2 separate regions of the Homo sapiens genome follow, and region 1 is linked to region 2. A link is an interaction called in ENCODE POLR2A ChIA-PET data of the cell type or tissue named here. Cell type or tissue: GM12878. All regions are shown on one strand. Links, peaks and the distances in the headings refer to the core of each region. The heading gives the core; the rest is flanking DNA.

What was found. ChIA-PET counts read pairs that join two places held together with the same protein. Peaks named below come from ENCODE experiments on the same cell type or tissue, not always from the same donor. Only the 100,000 strongest peaks of a DNase experiment are listed, where the experiment ranks them.
Region 1: POLR2A ChIA-PET joins it to region 2 with 10 read pairs; 2 of 35 experiments call an interaction of 5 or more read pairs at or near these places.

Annotation. Positions count from the first base shown.
Region 1 is chr7:5,683,731-5,686,538 of GRCh38, reverse strand. All of the region lies in intron 13 of RNF216 (ring finger protein 216), which reads left to right. Among named protein-coding and RNA genes, the nearest start is that of RNF216-IT1, 4.7 kb to the right of the region's middle. RefSeq lists a silencer at 832-911. In GM12878, for the core only: no CTCF peak of the experiment used is centred there; no DNase peak of the experiment used is centred there; H3K27ac peaks cover 379 bases.
Region 2 is chr7:5,817,678-5,820,485 of GRCh38, reverse strand. No RefSeq gene overlaps it. Among named protein-coding and RNA genes, the nearest start is that of RNF216, 37 kb to the right of the region's middle. In GM12878, for the core only: no CTCF peak of the experiment used is centred there; no DNase peak of the experiment used is centred there.

The DNA of each region.
Region 1 (2,808 bases), core at 29-2,528, 130 kb after region 2:
CCTGCCTCAGCTTTCCTAAAGGCACTGATGGTTAAGCAGCACTTAACCAGAGAACAGATAACATTCAGACTCTTAAGCCACCACTGTGTGACTGTCCGCACATCATTTACTCTGACTTTCCTCATCAGAGAAATGGGGATCCTGTTTTCTGTCCCAGCCCCCTTCAGGGTGGTTGTGAGAAGCAAATGAGGCCGCAACAGGTAAGGGCTCTTTGACAGAGGTGTCAGAAGCCCCCACAGAAACCACGTGGCAGCAGTGGTGTTCTTGAGAGTTTGGAGAAGCACGCTCCATTTTTTTTTTTTTTTTTTTTTTTTAATAACAGAGTCATACTCTGTCAACCCAGGCTGGAGTGCAGCAGCATGATCTCGGCTCACTGCAACCTCTGCCTTCTGGATTCAAGCGATTCTCCTGCCTCAGCCTCCCGAATAGCTGGGATTACAGACGTGCATCACCACGCCTGGCTAATTTTTGCATTTTTAGTAGAGACAGGGTTTCACCATGTTGGCCATGCTAGTCTCGAACTCCTCACCTCAGATGATCCGTCCGCCTCAGCCTCCCAAACTGCTGGGATTACAGGTGTGAGCCACCGCGCCCGGCCGGAATTTTTTACATCGTTTTCTACAAGGTCAGTACATAGAAATGCATTATAGTGCTCCAAATATAAAGAATTCACATACTGAAAATGTTTTGCTTTTGTCCAGCCTTCTTAACATACATATTTAATTACAAGGCATGAGGATTAATGGGGCTTTGAATATTTAAAGCTCTTTTCCCAAGATGAATTTGATTTAGCTACTGAGATGGGCATCTGCAGTGCTGGTGACTTGCCATGTGGCTGGGAGTTTGAGAGCAGAGGAGGTGAGACCAGGACTGATGTCAGGTTGGCTTCTGGTGTTTTACTTCCTTTTCCACTATGCCCCCTCCCCTCTCACTTTTAGCTCACCGCTTTGTCTTTTCAGTTTGCTGAGGAAAGAGGAAAAAGTAATAGAATTTGCCTTGATGTAGTTCACCGTGTAGCTTGCTGTTTTCAAAGTTGTAATGTTTAGTGTGCATCCCTTAGTGTCTTGGAAAGTAACAGAACAATTTCTATAGCCCTGCCCTCCCAACAATCCTCCCTTACACCCTGGCTTCCATCCCAGGGCTTCTGTGGGGAGGAGGAGAGAACACAGGCCAACAGAGCATGGACCCAGAAAGGGGCCTCCTGACATTAATCACGTTTTATTCATGGAATTCTGAAGATGGAGGAGATCAAGAGGCTCTGGAGCAAAAAGGAGGAGATGGTTTTGTTCGTGCTCACTGTCTCCAGCTACCACAGCCAGGGGAGCTACCTCCATGCCCACCCATCCGTGGTGGACATTGTACATGGGCAGCCCAATCACTGGAGGCCATGAGCCTCCAGTGAGGTAGAGAGGCAGAATAAAGAGTGAGCCACCAGGACCCAAGATGGCGGCTTGAGGGCAGGCAAGACGCTGCCTTCATCCAGAGCGTGGCTCACCATCAGCAAGAATCCTGGGCACTCTCTTCACCCCTCCACCTATGCTGTGTAAAGACTGCTCAAATCTGATACCCCCTGCACATCCTGAAGCCTGTGGGGTGACAAAGCTACAGACTAACACCCCACCCCACCCCCAGCCCCCCATGCAGGACTCCCAAGCACCCTTTCCTTCTTGGGGAAAATTTTACTGACCTCTCTTTTCATCACCTTAAAAATGTGAGGCATGTCATTTGGTTTACTAGAGGAAAGAACTCTGTAAAGGTAAAGTTTTGTTTTTCCTAACTATATGTGAGGTGCCTTGAAGAAGACATTGCTTGAACACCCACTGGAATTGCTGCTAGGGTGTTGTTCAGGTATCAGTCAAGTTCCTTTTTCTCACTAGCAAGGGACAGCCACCACAGCCTGAGTGGAACTGGGAAAGCTACGTGGCTACATGGGATGGGCTTTACTGCCCCTGACATCAGCCAGACTTGATTTCCAGCAACCCCAGGGAACATCGAACTGCATGGGGCCAGGCCCAGGAGAAGCCAGCAGCTGGTGCTTCCTGGAATAGGCCAGGGCTGACAAACTCCAAGAGGAGCCTAAAGATCAGCATTTGTTTTAATGCAGAGGCTCGGCTTAGAAGGCCCAGCTTGTGGGCCAGGCGCAGTGGCTCGCACCTGTAATCCCAGGACTTTGGGAGGCCAAGGCAGGTGGGTCACGAGGTCAGGAGATCGAGACCATCCTGGCTAACACAGTGAAACCCCGTCTCTACTAAAAATACAAAAACAAAAATTAGCTGGGCGTGGTGGCGGGTGCCTGTAGTCCTAACTACTCCGGAGGCTGAGGTGGGAGAATGGCGTGAACCTGGAAGGTGGAGCTTGCAGTGAGCCAAGATCACGCCACTGCACTCCAGCCTGGGTGACAGAGCGAGACTCCATCTCAAAAAAAAAAAAAAAAAAAAAAAAAAGAAGGCCCAGCTTGTGGAAACACTGGTCCCACCATCACAGACCAGTACCTGATACTGCCAGACCAAATCAACTTGCTGCTGCCTTGGTCTTCACACATCCCGCCACAAGACCCCTACTGGATCTTGCCCTTAACTTAGCAGTAGCCAGCCTTCTCACCAGACACAAGTGATGCCCGTCCCTATTCTCTGTGCAGGCTGGAGAATTCATGTGGTGTTTATCTTTTTTCTGTAATGATGGCCATAGCAACTAGGCTGTAAATTCTGCTGGGCTTATCTTGCACTTTTAACAGGTTTTATCCATAGACACTGATGATAATTGTATGGCTCATTGATTATCTACTGCTGTGCTGAGCACTTTAAAAAC
Region 2 (2,808 bases), core at 236-2,735:
TAATCCAGCACTTTGGGAGGCCAAGGTACGAGGATCGCTTGAACCTGGGAGCTTGAGGCTGCAGTGAGCTATGATCACGCCACTGCACTCCAACCTGACCAACAGAGCAAAACCCTGTCTCAAAAAAAAAAAAGTAACAATAGGCTGGGGAAGGGGGCTCATGCCTGTAATCCCAGGACTTTGAGAGGCCAAGGCGGGCAGATCACAAGGTCAGGAGTTCAAGACCAGCCTGGCCAACATGGTGAAACCCTGTCTCTACTAAAATACAAAAATTAGCTGGGTGTGGTGGCAGGCATCTGTAATCCCAGCTACTAGGAAAGCTGAGGCAGGAGAATTGCTTGAACCCAGCAGGCAGAGGTTGCAGTGAGCGGAGATGGCGCCACTGCCCTCCAGCTTGAGCAACAAATCGAGACCCCCTCTCAAAAAAAAAAAAAAAGAAAAAAAAAAATGGTTGAAAATGTTTTTCTTCCCAATAAATTCATGGTTGCTATGAAACTATGAAACAGTAACACAAAAAAAATTAAATTCCTAGATCTATTTCTACAGAGTTTTCCAACAATGTTTCTCTTTTATATTGATTAGTGTCACCAGAGATTTGTCTATCACTTGTTCATTTTTCCAAAGATAAAATTTGTTTATTATTTTTTCCTCTCTTCCCTAGTAAGAGAGAAAATAAAACTCTTACAGCTATCATCTTCTAATATCAAGATAACATGAAAACTCCTATAAAATGAAAGGGAAGGTGAACATTGTAATTCTAATTACAAAATGAGAGCTAAAAATATATGCAACTATGTAATTTAGGACATGGATAAAACTGCTGTAATAGAGTTCCCAAAATAAAAGTGCCCTAAAAATTACTGATAAAGCCGAACGTGGTGGCTCATATCTGTAATCCCAGCATTTTGGAAGGTTGACGTGGGCGGATCACTTGAGGCCAGGAGTTCGAGACCAGCCTGGGCAACATGGCAAAACCCTGTCTCTACTAAAAAATACAAAAATGGCCTGTAGTGGTGGCTCATGCTTGTAATCCCAGCACTTTGGGAGGCCAAGGCAGGTGGATCCTGAGGTCAAGAGATCAAGACCATCATGGCCGACATGGTGAAATCCCGTCTCTACTAAAAATGCAAAAATTAGCTGGGCAGGGTGGTGCGCACCTGTAGTCCCAGCTACTCGGGAGGCTGAGGCAGGAGAATCGCTTGAACCCAGGAGGCAGAGGTTGCAGTGAGCCAAGAATGCACTACTGCACTCCAGCCTGGCAACAGAGCAAGATTCTGTCTCAAAAAAAAAAAAAAAATTTGCCAGGTGTGGTGGTACACACCTGTAGTCCTAGCTACTTGGAAGGCTAAGGCAGGAGGACTGCTTGAACCCAGAAGGTAGAAGTTGCAGTAAGCCAAGATCATGCCACTAATCCCCAGCCTGGGCAACAGAGTGAGACTATCTCAAAAAAATAAAAAAGAAATCACCAGTGATTATTTCTCATAAAAAAAAATCCATGTGGCTCCAAAGAAGTCAGAAAACTAGACTCCCAAATGAGTGCTCTAGCTGGGCCTGGTGGTTCATACCTGTAATCCCAGCACTTTGGGAGGCTACAGTGGGAGGATTGATTGAGCCCAGTTCAAGATCAGCCTGGGCAACATGGCAAGACATCATCTCTAAAAAACGTTTTTCTCATGCCTGTAATCCCAGCACTTTGGGAGGCTGAGACGGGCAGCTCACGAGGTCAGGAGATCGAGACCATCCTGGCTAACATGGTCAAACCCCGTCTCTAATAAAAATACAAAAAATTAGTCAGGCGTGGTGGCAGGCGCCTATAGCCCCAGCTACTCGGGAGGCTGAGGCAGAAAAATGGCGTAAACCTGGAAGGCGGAGCTTGCAGTGAGCCGAGTTCGTGCCCCTGCACTCCAGCCTGGGCGACAGAGCAAGATTCCGTATCAAAATTTTTTTAAAATTAGCCGGGCATGCTGGCATGCACCTGTACTCCCAGCTACTGCAGAGGCTGAGATGGGAGGACTGCTTGAGACTAGGACGTCAAAGCACTACAACGAGCCATGATCATGTCACTGCGCTCCAGTCTGGGTAACAGAGCAAGACACTGTCTCAAAACAAAACAAAACAAAACAAAAAAACTGCTCTACCATCCCTAGAGCAGGTATGGTTCAAGATGGCCAGGTCTGTATTTCAGCCAGCAGTAAGAGGGGAAAAGGAAGGGACAGAATGCCCCCCACCCCAATTTTTTTTTTTTTTTTTTTGAGATGGAGTCTCGCTCTGTCGCCCAGTCTAGAATGCAGTGGTGGGATCTCCACTCACTGCAACCTCCACCTCCTGGGGTCAAGCAATTCTCCTGCTTCAGCCTCCTGAGTAGCTGGGATTACAAGCACCTGCCACCATGTCTGGCTGATTTTTGTATTTTTAAGCAGAAACAGGGTTTCACCATGTTGGCCAGGCTGGACTCGAACTCCTGACCTCAAGTGATCTGCCCCCCTTAGCTTCACAAAGTGCTGGGATTACAGACATGAGCCACCATACCCGGCCCAAATGCCCTTTCTTTTAAGAGCTTGATTCAGAAAAGGCACAAGTCACTTCTGCTCATATCCCATTGAACAGATCTCAGTTACGTGGCCACCTCCATCTACAAAGAAGGCTGGAAAATGGAGTCTCCATTCTGGGAGGGCAACTCCTAGCTAAAAATTGAAGGCTCTATTGCATTAGAAGGAGAGAACAGATATTGGGAAATAACCAGCGGTCTCCACCACAGGGAAAAGATAGGACGCAGGGAACGCCGGGGGGACAGGTGAAACAGACAAG